Linked DNA regions of Mus musculus: regions 1, 2, 3 and 5 are each linked to region 4. Evidence: chromatin loops called from intact Hi-C (ENCODE). Cell type or tissue: left cerebral cortex. All regions are shown on one strand. Region 1 has its middle 17 kb from the start of Mir133b. Region 2 overlaps Pkhd1 (polycystic kidney and hepatic disease 1). Region 3 overlaps Mcm3 (minichromosome maintenance complex component 3). Region 4 holds the start of Paqr8 (progestin and adipoQ receptor family member VIII). Region 5 holds the start of Mcm3 (minichromosome maintenance complex component 3).

Region 1 (4,000 bases), 190 kb before region 4:
CACTAGCCATGATTTTCTGTCATTAAAATTGGGGAAATCAGTGAGTGAAAAGACAATTTTATACTTAAATGAATATGCAGTAGGACCAAAAGTAATGAATGTAGCTCCTCTCCTAGCATGTTCCTCCCCGACGAACATCTGGGTTACTTTGGCAGTTATAAGACATCTGCTGTACAGTAGGTGACAGAAATGAGTAGTTTTAAATGTTTGGAATAAATTTACCACCATGACTAAAACTCAAAATACTTCATGTATTATAAACATACAACAGCATCATTGAGATAATATAGCAAAAACAACAGTATAAATATGTCTAAAATCATCAGTGTGTTTGACAAAAAGTGTGGCTATGAACTTCAAAATGAATTGTATAGGATCTTCTTTCTTTATTGTCTCTATTAGACTGAGCACAGAGAAATAAGAGATGAAAGAGAGAGAGAAGTTTTAAAGATCTTATGAAAAAAATGTTACTTTAAATCTAAACCATTCTATTCTAAATATAAAAGCAATGGTTTTCTACTGCCCAAGATCTCTGCACTTCTAAGTATATATTTTAAAAGCTGTAGGAATAACTGTTTCAAAATTCCAAAGAGGAATAGAGGCAGGAACTGATGCAGAGGCCATGGAGGAGTTAGGCTTACTGGTGTGCTCCTCTTGGCTTTTTTGTATTAGTTAGTGTTCTATTGCTGTGAAAAGACACTGCGACCCAGGGAGTTCTTGTAAAAGAAAGAATTTAATTGGAGGCTTGATTACAGTTCCAAAGGCTTAGTCCATTATCATCCTGACAGGGAATATGGTAACATGCAGGCATTCATGCTGTTGGAGTAGTTGAGTGAAGGGGGCAGTTCTGATGCTAAGATCTTATTCCCCCAAATGGTTCTTGATTTGTCAGTAAAGACAATCAGGGACCAATTGCTGGGTGGAAGGTACAGGTGGGACTTCCAGGTCCCAGGAGGAAAAGGCAGATGCAAGGAAGGAGAGAAATTTTTCTGCCATGCTTTGGAGGAAGAAGAACACAGCAACTATGTGAGGTTTCAGGGACAGTGAAGGGGGTGGAGCTGGAGCCTGTAGTCTTCACTATAGAAAGGTGGCCAAGGATATTTGGCAGGGGCTAGGTGGGACTAGCCACTGAAGTTTAGGGCAAGTGGAAAGACAGAAGTAATAAAAATGATAAGGACAAGCTTTTCCAGGCCAGAGATAGTAACGCCCAGCAATTGTGCCTAGGAAGCAAGTTGTAAAGTAACAAATTGTGTGTGTGTGTGTGTGTGTGTGTGTGTGTTTTATCCTCAGATTCAAAGGCTGTGGGTGAGTGGTCACCTCCCAGACCAAAGGTGGTAGACTAAAACTACACCCAACAGTTGAAAGCTTTGTATCCTGATCCTCAGGCAGCAGGTAGAGAGACCAATACTAGACCTGGCATGAGCTTTTGAAACCTCAAAGCACACCCCCAAGGATACATTTTCCTAAAGCAAGGTCATACCTACTCCAATCCTTCTAATCCTTTCAAACAATTCACTCCCAGGTGATCAAGCATTAAAATACATAAACCTATGGTCACCATTCTCATTCAAACTACCACCATCATCACCCCTACCATGACCACTACCACCACCACCACCATCATTTGCCCAACTTACTTTAGTAGAGCCCAGGACCACCATCCCAGGGATGTCCCCACTCACAATGGACTGCCCCTCTCTTAATCAATTACTAATTAGAAAATGTTCTTCAGCTTTGTCTGCTTACAGCCCAATCTTATGGAGGCATTTTTTACATTGAAGCTTCCTTCTCCCAGATGACTATAGCTTGTGTCAAGTTGACATAAAACTAGCCAGCACAAGGCCTCATAAATATTAAATGTGAAGCACTTACAATGATCCTGTACGTGTTTACTAAATACTAGTTATTAGTGTTATAACTGGAAGACAGCTGATAGCTAATAAAGTCCAGGTTTGTCAAGAGCTATCTAATGCTCATATGTTGGAAGTGGCGTGTTCACTGATATGAAAAGAACAAATTAGTCTCTGCCCTGGTGTCTTCTGCTATTCCTCAAACTTGCCACCAGATGACAGCAGTTGACAACAGGAAAGAAAGCTCAGAGAGAATCCTTCCTTTATCAAGGGTGTCTTTTCAGAGTATTTATGAAGCATGTGTATGTGTAAGCCTTTTGAGGGGGTCTAGGCAATAAATCAGTCCCCTCCCCCGGAACTTGGTGGAAAGAGAATAACATCAGCCTTCCTCACTTATTACCTGGGTGGGAGGAAGATCCTCCTATGAAACAGCTCTCCAAGACTTAGCTAGTACATGTTTCTTTACTTGTACACATACCTTTATTCAAGGTGAACCAGGAGTATATATGGAGTATACTGGACATTGGGAAGGAGTTTTCAGGATAAATGACAATCATTGGCTAGAATTTTAAAGATCTGTGGATGCCGCATTTGCATTGAGAAAAATTCCAGGAATCTCAGGTGCTTGCTGGACAGGTTCTTATCAGGAGAAAGGAAGCTGAACCGTAATCTCTCCAAGGCTACCTGACCTTCAGCAGGTAGATGGTATAAGAATTGGGGGCTCCCCAGATAAGGTCAGAGAAGGAGGAACTCTGCTTGTAAAGGGAGTGCCTCATTTTGTTCCAAGCACAGGAGGCTATCCGGACAATGGTAGACTTCAACCTTAACCCAACAATGAGCTTATGGAAAGAATGGTCACTCGGAAAGATCCCTTTGTTCTGTTTGTTTCTTCGTACTACGATCCTTCCCATGGGTCAACTAAGGACCTTCTAGAAGGACACCTAAGGACCTTCTAGAGAAAAGAGGAAATTATAGACCTTTCTGGTTTTTCAATCTTATTTCAGAGGCAAGGAGTTCTGGTTTACAGAAAAGGAAATTCTGAATCTACAATCCATTTAGAGAAAAAAGCAGATTAGGAGAAAAGGGAGAGAGAGGATCTGCAGACCCTAATCCTAAGCCCTCCTGATCTCCCTCAGTTCAAAGCACTGGCCGCCCTACTTTGAATACTCATGTCAGAGGCCCAGCAATGCCCACTTTAAGATGTTAGTTGCCTGCGAGAATTGCAACACAGAAGAACACACTATTAATATGCATATTATTACTAGGTACTTTGAAGTAATATTGCCAATGAGAGATTAGGATTATAGGACTGGCCAAAAAACTTGATTTTTTTATCATAGATTATATATACTATATATATCAGAAGAGGCAACTGTTCATCACAAAATAGGACTCCATACATTTGCAAAAACAACAATACCAAAAAAATCCAAAAAACAGACTTGAAAGATTTGGGCTTATGTTTAATTGATTTTGATTTTTTTATCTGTTGCTAATAAATGAAAACACTCAGCATGACATTTCCTGTCTTAACTCTTTTTATTGGTATAGGTAAGCCCAACACTATAGCAGACCTTCTGACTGACCCTTCCCTTACAAAACTGAAACTCCACGTCATTAAATAACAGCTTCCTGTTTCTGTGCTCCTGTCAACAGATGTCAGCTGGAACCTTTAAAGATGCACCAAAAAGCAAACAGCAGGGTTCATACAGAACAGAGGGTTGCAGATGCCTGAGGTGACCCCCAAGAAATGATGCTGCTGGCGGAGGAGGGGGGCTGGGCGCAGCCCTTGTGGGACCAAAGGAAAAGAGGTGGAAAGCTTGCTGCAGAATACTGCCAAGGAGAAGGAAAAAACATAAGTCTCCTATACTTTTACACCCCAGGCTTGTAGGTCTGAGATTTACTGCAGGGCCACAGACTGACCATGCTACATGTTCACTGAGATCAGAATAAGAATGGCTAGGTCCAAATTCTGTCCCTGCTACTTGTCACTCACTCTTTAGCCTAAATTTTTCTTAACCTCTAAGCCTTGCTCTGTTGAGATAGAAGCAGTAGCACCTTTCCTGAGAGAAACATGAGTGGAGATTAACTTTAACCAGTGAGAGAGAGCTCAGACACGTTAGGACCACTAGCAGTGCTTTTTATCACTG
Region 2 (4,000 bases), 280 kb before region 4:
GGGAACTAAAAGACAGCATACCTAAAGCTATGGGACACAATTAAAGGAAGTTCTAAGATGCAAGTTCATAGAGCACTAAGAGCATACATTTAAATATTGGAGAGATCTCATGTTGGTAACTTACTAGCACACCTGCAAGTTCTAGGACAAAGGGAAAAATGACACCCCAGAAGAGTAGGTGGCAAGAAATACATAGAATCTGTTTTTAAAGTCACAGAGGAGTTAATAATTAATTATTTATGTATGAATAGATCTCTTCCCTCCTTTCTCATGTTAGATTCCCTGACACGCACACCCCCAATAGACAGCCATCCTCCTTTCGATCAGGTTTAGTTCCTGACTGCACAGCACCACACATATAAGAAAGAAAGGTGAACATGTATGCATTGTTTCCCCTGTGACAGGTTAAATGACGATGCTTCCCATTTGTGAATTGCTCATGTATCTCATGCTGAGATCTTTATCAGACTGAGCTTGGGGGCCCCAAGGGAAGAGTTAGGGCGAGAACTGAAGGAACTGAATGGACTTACAGCCCCATAGGAAGAACAACAATACCAATCAACCAGACCCCCAGAGCACCAAAGGACTAAACTATCAACCAGGGAGTACACATGGAGGGACTCATGGCTCCAGCCACATATGTAGCAGAGGATGGCCTTATCTGGCATCAATGGGAGGAGATGCCCTTGGACTTGTGAAGGCTTGATGCCCCAGTATAGTGGAATTCTATGGAAGAAAGGCAGGAGTAGGTGTGGGGGGGGGCACCCTCATAGAGTCAGGGGGAAGGGGAGGGAATAGGGGGGCTGTGGAGGGGAAACTGGAAAGGGGCATAACGGTTAAAATGTAAATAAATAAAATGACCAATAAAAATGTTTTAAAAGATTTTTTTAAAGAAAGTAAAGAAAGATTGTAAAAGCCAGACGTCTGGTCAGAGTCTGCTATGGGATTTTGTCTCCTAGTGATGTCAGATGCTACGCCCATAAAGTTTCACCAAGCCTCACCAATGTGACTACCCAAATGTGAGCCAAACAAAGACAATAAGCATGTCAAAGCAAATGGGGGAGAGCCCAGGAGATCTCAACCCTACACAGAGAACTATAGGCACCTGAAGAAAGCTAAGAGTGGGAGAGACTGTCTTCCAGGAAAAAACACACCATCTCCTTATCCAGTGCCAAACCCTGAAAACATGCGTACGTACAAGTAACATTATACAGCCTGAGCAGGTAATATTTAGGTGTGTGTGTGTGTGTGTGTGTGTGTGTGTGTGTGTGTGTGTGTGTGTGTAACATTAATGGGAAAAGAGGAGCATAAATTTGAAAGAGCAAGGGAAGGTCTGTGAGAGTGTTCAGAGGGAGGAAAAGCAATGTGATTATATTATATTATGATCCCCAAAATGAAATTAAAGTAAAACAGACAAAATGTAAAGTTCTACAGACGAAAAGGCCATTGATGAGTGGTGGCTTTTGCTTGTGATACTGTTAATTTTTGCTTTCTTTCATGTGTCTTTTTTTGCCATAGCCAGACCTTTTTTTCTGTTTTCTCCTCCAAGAGAGATTAGAGGAAAAGAATTTTTTAAGCATATGAGTGTATCCACAGAGAATGTTTTTACAGTCACACCTGATAATTTTAGTCACTGCAGGAGTTTTCTAGCATTGCACCCAAAACTGCTAAGCAGAGCAAAGACTGTTTGGCCTGCCAGGTTTTATACTTTAGGCAAGTGTACCTCGTCTGGCATGTCACCACAGGCAAATCCACGAAGGCCGGAGAGACGTCACAGGGGATCCTCAAGGTAGGTATTGCCACACTCACCAGGTCTATCTGCAGCTGAGAGCCATTGTTGGGGTAAAGAATACTTCTATCCAAACCTAAACACAAGGAGAAATCTCAGGCTGCGAAGACAACGCAGGGCAATGCAAATATTGGCCACAAGAGGGCAATGTAAGATATTGCGTTTGCCTGAGGATAAAATTAATCCTCATTTCCAAAGGCAATTACACTGTTTTACAAAAGTTCTATGAGCCTATAAATGTTTTCTCCCCCTCTCTCTCTCTTCATGTCTGCCTAATCCCTAGGAAAGAGCATTTCATTCCTCCAAGTTGATTTGTGCTATGGTGGAAACGGGCATGGTAAGGCATGGTTTAGGGGTTCCTAACAGAATCACTTGTAAGGGCAACTGCCAAGAGGGAGTAGTATTCCTATGCTGTCCACTTCCATGTTATTTCGTCTTCACAAGCATCCCACCGTGAGGATGTTGATGCTACAGTGGCCTCTGCTGTGACACTGACTACTTAGCATCTGCAAAGACAGAGATGGGTCTCTGTTCATCTGTTCTTAAACAAAGAAGCGAGAATTTATAATTCTTTGGATTTTTACATCAATCAATTCAACACCCAAATTCAGGAAAGCCCAAACCTACCGTCAAATACAACTGTGATCCATGTTCCTCCTGCAAGGCTACCTTCTGCGGGTTCAAACTGGAAACTCGAGTAAGGCTCTATCAATCAGAGAACATGTCGGTTGTGAAGGTGATGTACAATATGGTAGCACATCCAATACTTTAAAGCAGACTTTAGGGTGTACATACAATCCACTGGCCAGATGAAGCACGGATCAGTGGGCCCTATTACCAGAGTTTCTGGTTCAAGGTGTTCACTTCTATTCAGGCATTATTGGTCCAGAGAATATACCTTCAGAGTCCTACTTTAAGAAAAATGGATGGCTCTCGTTTTACCAATCCAGGATCCCAATGTTCATCAGGACAGTCCTGAATTTCTGCTTCCCTTAGAAATAATCTCAAAGATATGCTTGAACCCACAATGCCTCTCTTCTCTTTTACACTCTTTATTCAGACGGTCACATTGAAACGGAAAGGTTACGACTTATATTATATATTCCTACTTCTTGGGAAGAGGAGAAAACTTTTTTTTAAAAAAAGTTTTTAACGCTTTTTTTCCTCCAGTACAGGGGAACACCAGGGCCAAGAAGTGGAAGTGGGTAGGGGAGCAGGGGAGGGGGAGGGGGGATAGGGGACTTTCGGGATAGCATTTGAAATATAAATGAAGAAAATATCTAATAAAAACTTTTTTTAATTTATTTTATGTGAGTATGCTGTTTCACTCTTCAGACACACCAGAAGAGGGCATCAGACCCCATTAGATGGTGGTGAGCTACCATGGGGTTGCTGAGAATTGAACTTAGGACCTCTGGAAGAGCACTCAGTGCTCTTAACCACTGAGCCACCTCTCCAGCCCGAGGAAAAACTTAAGATGTGCCTGATTCCTTTCTTCTTATTATTATTGTATTCGAGTTTTCTGCTTTGAGCTCTTCTGGGTATATAATCAGAATCAGTCCCCAAATGCATCCAAGGCAATCATGATTTTTGCTTTGAATGATCATAGACAGACTAAAGTGAGAGAGTTGTAGAACTTCCTTTAGGAGACAAAGGGAGTAGGAACTTTAAATACTAGGTTACACCTGGTTTAATAACATCTTGAAGATATTCCCAGATATGTCTTGGTCAAGGCAAAGCCACTTCCAGGAGGCTAGCAAAAATTACTCAGTACCTCCATATGATAATAAACAAATCAAGTGTTATGTGTTATCTGTAGAAACCTGTTTCATTTCCATGTCAAGAAATTCCAAGGGTAAACCAGGCATTGCCTGTGAACTAGCCCAGGGCATTATGTATAAAAACCATTTAGGTAGCTCACTACACACCTAAGACTGATGGAAACCCATTCACATCAACATGTCAGCCACATCATACAGTTCTCAGACCCCGGAGATGATTACATACTTTCATTCGAAAAAGACAAAAAGTATCATAAGAAAATACAGATTACTAAACTCAGAGAAACCGGAAGCATGATTAGAGGAAAAGTGTAATTGTAATACAAGCAACCATTAGTCACCAAGACACAATCCCTTAGGGAAGATAGAACAATGAAATCTAGTAAGAATTATATCTACTAGCCCAAAAACAAGGACTATAGAAAAAGTT
Region 3 (4,000 bases), 89 kb before region 4:
CGCACCCAGCACTTCACTCCCTAACAGCCACAAAACAGGAGGAAAGCAGAAGTTTATGGTTTGGCTCCTAGCACCAAATATTTTAAAGGGCAACAAAATGCCATGAAGAGTCCCCCGATCAGATGTGTGCCAGGCTAGAAACCCCTTTGCTTGTTTGCTTGTTTCTATAAATGCTTGCTTGAAATCGGGCTGGGGCTTCGGGTGAGCTTGAGTCCAAGCTCCAGCTTCAATAAAAAAACTCTTAATGTGACTTCACCAGAACGGGCTCCTTGGTGGTCTTTTGGGGTTCTCGAACAGGCCTAACACTGTATGGAGGTGAGAAGCTTCCAAGATTAGGCTCACCTGAATTAGCAGACAGAGGTTTAATGTGATGACAACTACATCAGGCAGATAAAAGATAATTTTTACACAAAATCACATTACTATCAACATTTCATTCATCCAGGTGCCCTATTCATCCAGGCCCCAATTTCTCAAGACAGACAAACCTTACCCCTCTAAGCCCCAGAAACCTTAGCTATTTTACTAAGCAATGGATGTGTAAACAGGTTCTTTTGGAATGAAGCATGTAGACAACTCAGTGTTTTGTTTTTTAAAGCAATGATGTTTTCAGTTTTTACTATTTTACTTTTAAATGTGTCTGTGCATCCTCCAAATAGTAGAATCAGAGGAGGTTATTAGCAGGCCCAACATGGGTGCTGGGAACTGAACTCACATCCTCTGCAATAGTATGCTCTCTTAGCCAACTCTCCAGCCCCATAACTTACTCAGCCGATGGCTGAAAACTGGCACAACTGAAAGTTTGTTACACCCTAAACACATGCTTTGTGCTTTTAAGGATACTCTGCAGGCAGGATGAACTGTAGGTGGAAGGTGTCATGGCTAGGATGGTGTGTGTGCTAATCCCTCCACTTGAGGCCTTGCCTGGTTCCGGAAGATGGCGGGTTCAGGCTCCATGTTCCCCAGTCTTTAGATTCCAGAGAGTCCTACAGTCAAACATTAGAGAGAGCTCTGGGGAGTCTTGCTGAGGGGAGGAACCAGAGGTCAGGGACACACACAGAGAACATGGCCCACAGAACCAACTGACTAGGATTCATGGGAACTTGAGAGATGAGGCCTAAAGGGGTCCAACCTCTGCATGCGCTGGCTAAGTAGCTTGGTGTTGAGGGAGTGGAGCTCCTCCTGACTCTCCCTACTTGCAGGACCCTTTTCCTTCTACTGGGTTGCCGTGTCCAGCCTTGATGGGACTATATGTGCCTGGTCTGATTGCAGCTTGTTATGCCATGTTTGCATGATGTCCCTGGGAGGCCTGCTCCTTTTGGAGGGGAGTTGATCTGGGGGGAGGTAGGGGAAACTGCAGTCTGAATGTAATATTATGAGACAATTTTTTAAAAAGGCTTAATGCCAATAACTGCACAATTACCCTGCAAAAGGATCCCTCTATGAATAAGGACAGTATTTTGAGAGTTTCTGACATAAATTACCAGTTCTCTAAGGGGACGGACCTCTGTTGGGTCAGTGAAGCCAGAGTTTGTTTCCCTGAACTTTCAGTAACTGCCATGGTTATGTGTCTTTTCCAAATCAGCAGGGCCTGGTTTGCACTGCACATTATCACATTTAGCTGACGGTTTTCTGAGGAAATCTACAGACAAAGGGAAAATCCCCCAAGAGAGCACAGCAGCCTGCTGCCACCTTGTGATGACTTGACATAAATGCAGAAGCTAAGCCCACAAAAGAAATCCAGTACGCCTGCATACAAAAAGTACCAATACATGAATACAGCCATTAGGGAGATCACTTTAGACAAGTTTTGCAATATTAAAAACTACCATAAGGCCTAGACTGTTCTGTTTTTCTCTGTGTAGCACTGCCTATCCTGAAACTCACTCTGTAAATGAACCCTCCCAAGAGCTGGGATTAAAGGCACCTACCACAAAAATTAGGCTCATCAAAGATGAGGGTCTGCTGCACTACCCCAGGAGTGCTGGGGCCATCAGCATGCACCACTACAACCAGGTTATGCAGAGCTGGGAGATGGACCCTGGCCACACCCCCCGGGATGAATGGGTAACAAAAATATGGTACATAGAAAAAATAGAATCCAGCTGTCGTAAAGAAATAACCGTATTGTAGGATTTTACACACACAGTAGGATTTTACACACACATGCGCGCGCGCACACACACACACACAAAGTGAGGTCACAACCTCAGAAAGAAATAAACATGTTCTCCTGTACATGGGGAACCTAGCCAATAACATATGTACATGTCGTACATAAGCAGAGCAGAAGACAAGGCTAAACCCTAGGGCATGAGGAAGGACAAAGGGACTTGGGTTATGAAGGATAGCAAGCCTCATTTTATTCTAACTCTGTCATCAAGTTGTCCCCTTTGGTGGTGGGTAGATAAGTACATAAATGTATCTACAAGAGTGGAAAGTATAAAATCCGTGTGATGGTAGCCTCTTGTACCATGGCTACTCTAAAATTTGACAAGTTCATTGAATTCTCTAGTGTGATTTTAACGACAATGTTTTTGTAATGAAAGTAAAAGAAATCTTCGAGTGGGCCCGGGCCTGAACGGCAGCTCAGAAGGTAAAGGAACCCTCTGCCAGGCCTGACTCCTTGAGTTGGATCCCCAGGACCCACATGGTAGTAGGGGACAACTCCCATGAGATGTCCACTGACCTCCAAAAGTGTGTCCCAGGAGGTCTCAGCCCCAACCCTCACACACATACACACAGACAAATAAATAAATGTATTTTTTTTAAAGCACAAAGCATGAAGTCCACATGTACAAAATAGTTATATTTACTCAGTATGAATGTCTTGGATATTTAGGTCAACAATACATACTAGTCTAATTGCAAAGAAAGCTTTCTCCAATCCAACCTTGTCATCTGCCTGAGCCACTCTTGGCCCAACAGACCTCAAAGCTTCCTGGACTAAAGTGCCTGGGGGTGGGGGTAAAAACACAAGTAACAAACGCAGGACACAGCTGTGCCCAGAAACACAGCTCAAATCATGAAGACTCCCCATGTTTAGGACTGGGGCTTGTGAGGCAGGCCTTCTGCCTGAGTCCTGGCCCTCCCTCCAGCTCTTGCCCCAAGGCAGAAGTCATACACAAAGCTTCCACCAAGTCCTGATCGTCTCACCATCAGCTTCCATCCCTTAAAAAAGTTACTGGAGGATGGGAGACAAAGGCTGGGGACAGGGCAGTACTTGGTAGCAACAACTTCAGATAAGGAAGACGATGCCCTCAGACACCATGACCTGGTTATCATCCTGCATCCGGCTCAGGCAAGCCTGGATTTCCTCTGAGGAGAACGGCTCTTCTCTATTCCGGTTGATGGATTCTGTGAGGTGGAGCATGCCCACAGACTGCTCATGAGCTTCCTGGAACACTTCTAAGAGGGCCGCCTTAAAAGCCTTCAGCCTGCACAAGACAGGAAAAGCGTGAGGAAGTAGGAGGCCAGTCTGGTGGAGCACACGTCTGATACCAGCACTGAGGAAGCCCCCAACATCACCTTGTCTTAAACCAACAAAATGGCAGCAAACCCACCTGCAGCTAAGACAAGCCTGACACGGGAAAGTGTCTTTCCAATATTCTGAGCATCCTTCTAAACCAACCTACACTGCAAGCAGAGCTTCCTGTAGTTCAGGCACGAGGAGCCTCTGAAACCTGGAGGCTGTCAAGAGACTGGTAATCCTACACACGGCACAGCAAACTGGCCAGCACGACAGCTAGGAGACAGTTTACACACAGGATTTAATGGAAGCCCATGACTCTTCTCCAGTCTAGAGACCTTACTGCGCCTTATGACTGTGCCAGGCGGCAAACCTAAGAATGTCTCATTGTGAATGGACGGCAGTGACATGGAGCCACCTCAGTGCCACTCAAGGACTTGATTAGGAATTTACATCTCAATCTGGGGGACGGGGACACATGCCTTTAATCGGAGCACTCGAGATGGATGCGAGGGAAGGGGCAATCTCAGC
Region 4 (4,000 bases):
TGCTTCAGCCTGCCCATAACATCCCAGAATCCAAACATCTTCATTTACGGAGTGAACGAAATCCCACTGTATGAACAGTTCACTTTGCTTCCAGATATTTTGCTGAAGATACACCAAATAACAGATTTTTAAATACTGGGAATGGTAAAAACATGGTTAGATTCTTCCCTGGAACAGGGTGGGTTTAAATGAAAAGAGCCCAAACTCAGTCCAGAACTGTCTCAGAACAGTAGGAAAGATGGGCCTTCTTCGTACAGGCGAGCTGACACAGGCCATCTTCCCGGGATCTGACCTTTCCATTCCCTTTCTTCTGAACGATGCTGGCAGCTTTTCAGCAGCAAAGCCAATTCAATTTGTTAACTGATGGTCCTACTTCCTAAATGGATTGAAAAAAAAAATTATGGTGCATACAGGGTGTATTGTGGGTGAAGAACAACTGCAGTCACTGCGGGCAGACTTAGTGAATGGAGGTTACATGGGGGTGGGGTGGGGCGGGTAGAGGGGTCTGCTTGGCACAGCATACGTGTGTCCAGTGACATGCATGATGCACTCACACATGCAACCGCAGCAGAAGTATGAGTCTTGCACGGGGATGTGAAAATGTGTCCGCAGGGCCTTCATGGGATGCACAGCGTGATTTCCTGGGCATTATACCGAGTTCACCCTAGAGCAATGAGAGGAAAGAAGGCCAGGATTGGAAATGGCAGATGAAGTTTTTTTATCCACCCCCCCCCCCCCAAGGGATTTAGGAAATGGTTTTGGGAAAGAACACAGAGCGCAAACCGCATCCCTGGCTGTCTCAAGCCCCCGAGGGGTTTGCAATTAAGAAGGTCTGGGGGTGGGTGCGAGGGTCTAAAGGTGGGTGGAAGGATGGAAGGAAGCGGCGTCAGTCAACTTCCTCGGCTGGGCTGCGGTGGCTGTAGCAGCAGAGTGTGCACCGGGCTGGGCAGCCCTCCCCTGGGCCGGGAAAGGGCGGAGCTGGGCGTCGCCATCCGGGTTGTCCCCTCCTCCCGGCCGCTCTCGGGTGCAGAGCCCTCGGCGGTCGGGGAGGCTCAGAAAGAGCTCTCCCGGAGCTGGAGTCGGGAGTGCGGCTGGCGGAGCTGGGCTGCAGGAGCTCGGCCGCGCTGGTGTTCGTAAGTCCCGACTGTGGGGGTGGGGGTCGGGCAGGGTGCAGGTCTCCACTGAGATGCTGGGGAGTCTCTGCCAGAGCCGGGAGGCGGGGACGTCAGGATTTCGGCGTAGAGGAGCGCCTGACCCGACCTGTAGGGAGGATGTAGACCCTCATTGCCAGGTGCCCGGAACCTAGCGGCCCGAGCTGGGACCCAATGTTAGAGTTTTAATATCGGCTTTCAGAATGCACAGCAGACAGTCCAAACCGTGGAGTTGGGGAACTGCAGAGCCCTGAAGGGCTAGGAAATCCGGACTGCGATGGTGAGGAGCCTGGGGAGCGGGGATTTGAAGTAGATGTCACGACCGTGAATTGAGGGTGTCTGAGCCCAGAGAACCGGAGAGGAAGGATGTAAAGGAGGAGTAGTCCTGTGCGCATTCTTGGGGCGCCCTCCACAGGGCAGAGGGGAACGGAATCCCGGAGGGGAATGCCGAGTAGAGGAAGAACAGGGCGGAAGGGGGTGCCCAAGAGAGGGGAACCCCCCTCCCGGAAAGAGTAAGGTGAGAGAGGCATGAACTTCTTGAGGAAGATGGAGCGGGATTCTCCAAGGAGACACCGCAGAGAGTTGTGCTGATAGCTGTAGGTTTCAGATTTAGAGGCTATGGTAGACCGAGCGGTGGGAAAGCACAAAGGGGCGGAGGTGGCCGGCGGGACAGTGCTGGGAGTATATCAGCCAGTTGAGAATGCTGTCCTTTCAGTGGAGGTGGCCGTGGACACCTCAAGAGGGTATTCCCTTGACAGCAGATTGAGGAACCCTAGACAGGACAAGTGAGGACCCAGCAGCGTTCGCGAGTCTAGGAGTACTGGGGGACCTATGAAAGGGTGATCAGTTGCCAAGAGCAAGGAAGCAGCCAACTGCCTCAACTCTCTGAGTAGTTATAGGTACCCAGGAATACTAGAGAGACCCTTGGTCCTGGTGAGCACTTTGTCTTGCGTACGTTGCACCTCATATTTCTGACCTGGGTTAGAAATGGTTTTGCTTGGGGGTGCGACGAGGAGAGACTAAGGTGAAAGGAATGGTCTTCAAGTGAGATTTCCGATACACACGGGATATCTACCTTTTGCGCTTTGGGCAGAGCACGTATGATGTAGGTGTGTGTAGAGTTACAATCCGTAGGTCCTATTTGTTCTTGTCCAGTGAGAGACAGCTTCTGAGGGACGTCAACAAGCACACAGCATGCCACAGGCAAACTTTAGTGTTCCAGTGTCCCGTACTCCGTGTTTGCATTAGTGAAGGTTTGTCTCCCGCAGCTAGTAAAAAGTCACCTTTACAGAAGGCACTAGCTACAATTCCCCTGTTAAGGTTATTCATAGTCTGCTCCCATGCCTGGGCTGTTCCACCCTTGTACCCGTCCATCCCTGGCATCTCAGAGGCTAGGTCTAAGTGCAAATCTCAAACCATGACCTAAGCGTAATCTGTTCTCTATTGTTTATCTTGGGTATACAAGTTGTTACATTTAGTTAAAATAATGCTGAGCATCTTGTTACCTAAGGTATATTGCTATTATTTGTGGTAATTTATTTGGGTGTGACAACTGACTCAGGTTTTTTTCTGTGATTTCTTTGCATTGGAAGGTACTTGGGTTTGGAAAGAATATCTTTCCTTCTAGGCTATGAGGCCAGGTTCATTCTCTGGCACACACTGAGATGCCCACTCTCCGAGAAAGCTGAGGGTTTTTGTTTTTTTAACTTTGTTGTTTTGGGACAAGGTCTCATGTAGCCCAGTTTTGGTCTCAAACTTAACTACGTAGCTAATCGTTCTGTCTCCATTTCCCAAGTATTGGGATTAGAAGTATGTGTCAACACACTTAGAAATTTTGGTTTTTTTTTCTTCTTCTATAATGCAGGGGATTAAACACGGAGCCTAGCACATGCTAAGCAAATATTCTATCTCTGTCTACAGCTTCAATCCCCTAGAGCTATTTGGAAACTAACATTTGGTGGGTTTTTCTTTTGTTTTGAGACAGGGTCTTTTGTGTATTCCTGGCTGGCTGGAAATTCTGTATGCAGACCAGGCTGGCCTTGAATTTATAAAAATCCACCTGCTTCTGTCTCCCTAAAACTGGAACTGTGCTCCACACTGGGTAGCCCAGTGTGGTTTTTGTTGTTGTTGTTTTGTTTTGTTGTTGAGGATGTTAGTATTGCTTTTTAAATTTTCTTTTGCTTTTCTTTTCATGTTTCCTTTTTCTTTCAGGAAAGGGAAAGCTTTAAGAACTATGCAAAGCACACTTTCATTGCAAAATGCCATATCTGAATGGAACACACTTGGCTGCGCAGAGCACATACCCAGAGCTTTTTAAACTACCTGACCCTTGCATGAAAGATCCACAATATCATTATTGCAAGCAGTGTGTTTACTCATTTCGACACAAAGCCAGCTGACGCTTTCATTTTTTTTAATTCAAGTATTAAAATGAATATGTTTGTATGTATACAGTCAGAGGACTATTTCTCCCCTTCAAAAGCATTCCCTGGGCAAGCTGGGTACTAAATGTAGTAATGCTGTCATTGCTGAGAATAGTCCCGGAGCGCCTGCTTTGGACCTGCTTGCAGATTCTGCAGCACATTTGCTGCTTGCCCCAGTGCCTGCAGACCTGCAGTTGGCAGAGTCCAAGTCAGTATGAGGTCAGCTTGGGCTTCTGGAGAGCTGGGGTTTTAATATAAACTATGACAACAGTGATGATTCTCTGGAAGGTTTTAACAATTCAAAGGAGGGCTTCCGGTAAGCATGCCACTTTTTCTTTCTTTCTTTTTTTTAATTAGTGCTTACCCAGAAGTTGCAGATTTAGAATAGCAACCAACACCCGAGATAATCAACTTAGAAGCAAGAAG
Region 5 (4,000 bases), 71 kb before region 4:
TGGCCTCAGACCTCACCTACAATCTATTAAGAGACTCTAAGAATCATAAAGTCAATGTCACCTAAGAAACTGAGGGTCCCCTTTCTACAGGGTCTTGGTTTTATTCATAGCAAGCTTGGATCTCTAAAGCTGCCTAGGAGATACAAAGAGGAAAAATTGAATTCAGGTAGAGCATGGAGCTAAACTACAATTCCAGCACTCAGGCATCGGAGGCAGGAGGATCACCTCTGAGTCCAAAGCTAGGCTACAGAGTAAGATTCCTTCAAGAGCAACAGCCAAAAGAACAAGCAAGCAGATGGGTACACAGTGACAAGCTGTAAACACTGGTAGAAAGGGGTATCGTCGAGTGAGAGTAAGCCTGTCCTGAATCTAAGGGATTCCAGTAATATTAGAAGGTCAGAAGGCAGGCAAGCTCAGCAGTGGGGTCTACAACTGCATCAAGAACTTGGGGGTACTTAAGGACATATTACATAAAGGCTGGGTGGTCAGTTCTGTGTTCTTGCCCTCTGGTGTAACGTACTTCTGTCTTTCAGCGGAAAAATGTTCTTTCCTACATTATAAAACAGGTGTATGCCTTTCTGGACAAGGAGAACACACCTGCTGTCTCTATCAATAGAGCATTAAGGACCACTGAGCATTCAATTTATAAAGGGGTTACTGATCGTGGGGGTGGGGGAGGGTTCTATTTATACCATGGGAGGTCAGCATAAAGGTATTCAAAAGTCCTAAGCAGGGACTTGGGAGCTACTTAAAGCCTACACCAGCAAAGATGACACTAGCCACTATGTCACTTACACATGAGGATGCCAGCATGTTGATATATGTCTCAACGGTGCCCAGGAAGTAGACAGCTGCAGACAACCCTTTCCTCCTGTCCAGCATGCCCTATCACATACTATCATGATCATTAACAGTTCTCCTATATGCTTACATTTTAATTGGGAATTAGAATGGCCTAAGTCTTAAAGACTTAGTAAAAACAAACAAAAAAACTTGCAATATGAAAATTTAACTTTAAAATCTGGATGTTAGCACACCTGACTGTAGACATATTTCAAAATCATGATGTATATTTGAAATGTAATTTAAATACTCTTAAAATTCAAATTTAAATTGCTTTTCATTGATCAACAAACTTCCAGGGCTCATCAACATCCTATAGCTTTAAATTTTGGATTACACTTAAACCCATTTTACCTGCATACAAAACACTTGATTCACTAAAAAGAGAGCTGTCATAAATTGTTAGTCTCGCTCCTACCCTCACCAGCATCAGGCCAGTCATTAAATCTGAGGGCTCTGAGCCAGTTACATTAGCTTTTCCAAAGAAGAGCCTGTTTACACCTGACCAGTCTCCTTGCAAGTTGTGTGGGGTTTGGGGGGAACACATGAATTTAGAGACAAACTAAATTACTTTGGAGAAAACCCTAGTAACTCATGAAGATATACAGGAGCAAGAAAATGACAAGAGGAGATAATGAGAAAATGAAAATGATCAAAATACATTATGTGCTTATGAAGTTTCATAATGTAACCCGTATGTATAGTTAACATATCCTAATGTAAGAGGTTTCAAGAAAAATAGGCTGCTCAGAGGAAGACGGCAAGCACAAGGCCTGGGTACCATGTCAAGTAGGCTATGGGGATCAGTAGCAGTAATTATAAGAGGGAGTGATAAGAAAGAAATATGACCAAAATACATTATGTGTTTATGAAATTTCATAACGAAACTAATACATGAAAAGAATGTAACTTTTAAAATCTGGAGGTACATCTTTAGGAGAGAAAAAAAGATAACAGGAAGTTGCAGAGAAAAGAAGTTATCAGCGGCCCTGGTCCTCCGCGGGGTCCCCAGCACCGTGCCCGGTCACCCGCGGGAACCCCCTCAGCCGTGCCCGGTCACCCGCGGGACCCCAGCACCGTGCCCAGTCACCCGCGGGGACCACATCAGCCGTGCCCGGTCACCCGCGGGAACCCCATCAGCCGTGCCCGGTCACCCGCGGGAACCCCCTCAGCCGTGCCCGGTCACCCGCGGGACCCCAGCACCGGGCTCGCGGCCCGAGCCTCACCTCGTCATCCAGGAAGTCCAAGTAGTCTCTCTGCGCTTCCCGCAGCTCCACATCATCCAGCACTACTGTGCCCGCCATGTCGCAGCTCCGAAATCGCCGGCCACCAAACAGTCCGGAAACGCGTGACACCGCCTTGGCGCCAAAACTTCCCAAGTTTTCCCGCCACGGAAGTTTATGGTGGAGGAAGCATGGAGCAGAGACGCGTTATGATTGGCTAACCACTTCAATAGCCTTTCATTCCGTGCCTGGATTGGAGAGAAATGGTCACTTTCTCCGCCCTAATAGGAAGTCTGACCAATGGTACAGAGAGGACGCTCAAAACCCACCCCCTGGAAATTGAGCAACAGGAAGGCTAGGAAGCACTGCATTCTGGGAGTTGTGGTCCTTCCCACCTCACCCCCTGTTTTTCTTTTCTTTTTTTTTTTTCTTTGCCTGTAGGAAGTTTTGTCAAATCGGAAGTTAGGATTTACTGAGGGGGGAGGTCTAAGTTTGCACCCCATATGCACAGGTACAAATGAAGGCCAAAGGTTGATATCCGGTGTCTTCCTCAATCTTTCTCCACCTTGTATTTTTGAAAGACGAACAGGATACCCACTGACCCATCTCTTTAGCCTCCATATTATTGATTCTAACACACTTTGTCTTCTAGCCTTCATTTCCTCCTATACAAAATGAGGAATCTGAATTCAAAATTCTCCAGTAAGCCATCACTAGTATTCCAAGAGCAAGTTAGAAATGGTGTAAAGACAAATTTTATTCACGGAATCATGCTATTGCCTTTAACACAGCCTTGATTTGCTGTATCTTGATCTGTAACCTTGAAGACACAGAGATATATAATTCGTATTTCTCCCCACTTTCACAAGGTCATGAGATAGATAAGCAGAAAATCAGATTGTTAAAAAAAAAAAAAGCATAGTTAGTATATCTAAGGGTTCCACTGCTGTTCACATGCTTGCTTTGCTTGCTATCTGTTGGCTTTCTGCCTTAGGCACTAATGGGCCAAGGCTGATTTACAAGGTGAAATAATTGCTAAGAGGCTGCCTGGAAAGCAGCATGCAGAAACAGTCAAAATCAAGGCATTGCAAAGTATACAAAGTACTTCCTTTTTTTCTGTCTCCAGCCCAAAGAAAACACTTGGAGTGGGCGACCCTGAAGTGGAGAACAGATGAGTTATGGGTACCGGATGCCGCTTCCAAGATGATGCCCACCATGTTATCCTGTTGAAAGAGGGGACTGATAGCTCTCAAGGCATTCCTCAACTCATGAGTAACAGCTCGTGAGTAACATTGTCTGTGTTTGCCAAGTGATTGCTGGGGCTATAAGACCACCCTGGGTCCTCATGGCAACTTATTGTGGATGGCCAAGGCAAAACAACAATTTCTACTTCTGAAACTCCTCGATGGTGGACATCCTGCAGCAAAGACTTTAGTGGACATTGCCGGATCCGAAGACACTGACACTAGTGATGGCACCACCGTGGTGATCCTGCTGGCTGAGGAGTTTCTGAAGCAGGTGAAGTCCTGTGTGAAGGAAGGGTTATGCCCTCAGATCATCATCTGAGCTTTCTGCACAGCCACCCAAAATCAAAGAGATAGCTGTGACTATAAAGAAGCAAGATAAAGTAGAAGAGAGGAAGATGCTAGGGAAGTGTGCAGTGACAGCCCTGAGCTCCAAGCCCTGAGCTCCAAGCTGATCTCCCAGCAGAAGGCCTTCTTTGCCAAGGTGGTGGCTGATGCTGTGATGATGCTCAATGAGTTGTTGTAGCTTAAAATGACTGACACCAAGAAGGTGCAGGGTGGAGCCCTAGAGGAGTCTCAGTTGGTGCCTAGTGTCGCGTTCAAGAACACGTTCTCGTAGTCTGGGTTTGAAATGCAGCCCAAGAATTATGAGAATCCCACAATTGCCTTCTCAAATGTTGAGCTCAAGCT

Evidence for each region. Peaks named below come from ENCODE experiments on the same cell type or tissue, not always from the same donor. Only the 100,000 strongest peaks of a DNase experiment are listed, where the experiment ranks them.
Region 1: it touches region 4 in a loop (3-fold over the local background); 4 of 42 quality-filtered maps call a loop at or near these places.
Region 2: a loop joins it to region 4, with 4 times the contacts of the local background. A loop is called at or near these places in 12 of 42 quality-filtered maps.
Region 3: a loop joins it to region 4, with 2.0 times the contacts of the local background. A loop is called at or near these places in 4 of 42 quality-filtered maps.
Region 5: it touches region 4 in a loop (2.4-fold over the local background); 16 of 42 quality-filtered maps call a loop at or near these places.

What each region holds. Positions count from the first base shown.
Region 1 is chr1:20,698,138-20,702,137 of GRCm38, forward strand. No RefSeq gene overlaps it. Among named protein-coding and RNA genes, the nearest start is that of Mir133b, 17 kb to the left of the region's middle. In left cerebral cortex, a CTCF peak has its summit at 2,054 (motif pointing right); a DNase peak (open chromatin) is centred at 2,071.
Region 2 is chr1:20,610,979-20,614,978 of GRCm38, forward strand. Pkhd1 (polycystic kidney and hepatic disease 1) reads right to left here. Exons shown (of 67, transcript NM_153179.3): 3 at 2,417-2,494; 4 at 1,724-1,865. Among named protein-coding and RNA genes, the nearest start is that of Pkhd1, 5.1 kb to the right of the region's middle. In left cerebral cortex, a CTCF peak has its summit at 1,926 (motif pointing right); a DNase peak (open chromatin) is centred at 1,908.
Region 3 is chr1:20,800,218-20,804,217 of GRCm38, forward strand. Mcm3 (minichromosome maintenance complex component 3) reads right to left here. Exons shown (of 17, transcript NM_008563.3): 17 at 2,751-3,437. The coding sequence ends at 3,239. Among named protein-coding and RNA genes, the nearest start is that of Il17f, 18 kb to the left of the region's middle. In left cerebral cortex, a CTCF peak has its summit at 1,696 (motif pointing left); a DNase peak (open chromatin) is centred at 1,670.
Region 4 is chr1:20,889,554-20,893,553 of GRCm38, forward strand. It overlaps Paqr8 (progestin and adipoQ receptor family member VIII), which reads left to right and starts at 995. Exons shown (of 3, transcript NM_028829.4): 1 at 995-1,133. It overlaps 6720483E21Rik (RIKEN cDNA 6720483E21 gene), which reads right to left and starts at 920. Exons shown (of 4, transcript NR_040492.1): 1 at 555-920; 2 at 293-376; 3 at 1-102. In left cerebral cortex, a CTCF peak has its summit at 1,569 (motif pointing left); DNase peaks (open chromatin) are centred at 999, 1,556 and 3,697; H3K4me3 peaks cover 3,538 bases; H3K27ac peaks cover 2,849 bases.
Region 5 is chr1:20,818,062-20,822,061 of GRCm38, forward strand. Mcm3 (minichromosome maintenance complex component 3) reads right to left here and starts at 2,251. Exons shown (of 17, transcript NM_008563.3): 1 at 2,070-2,251. The coding sequence starts at 2,147. It also overlaps the pseudogene Gm20587. In left cerebral cortex, no CTCF peak of the experiment used is centred here; a DNase peak (open chromatin) is centred at 2,336; H3K4me3 peaks cover 917 bases.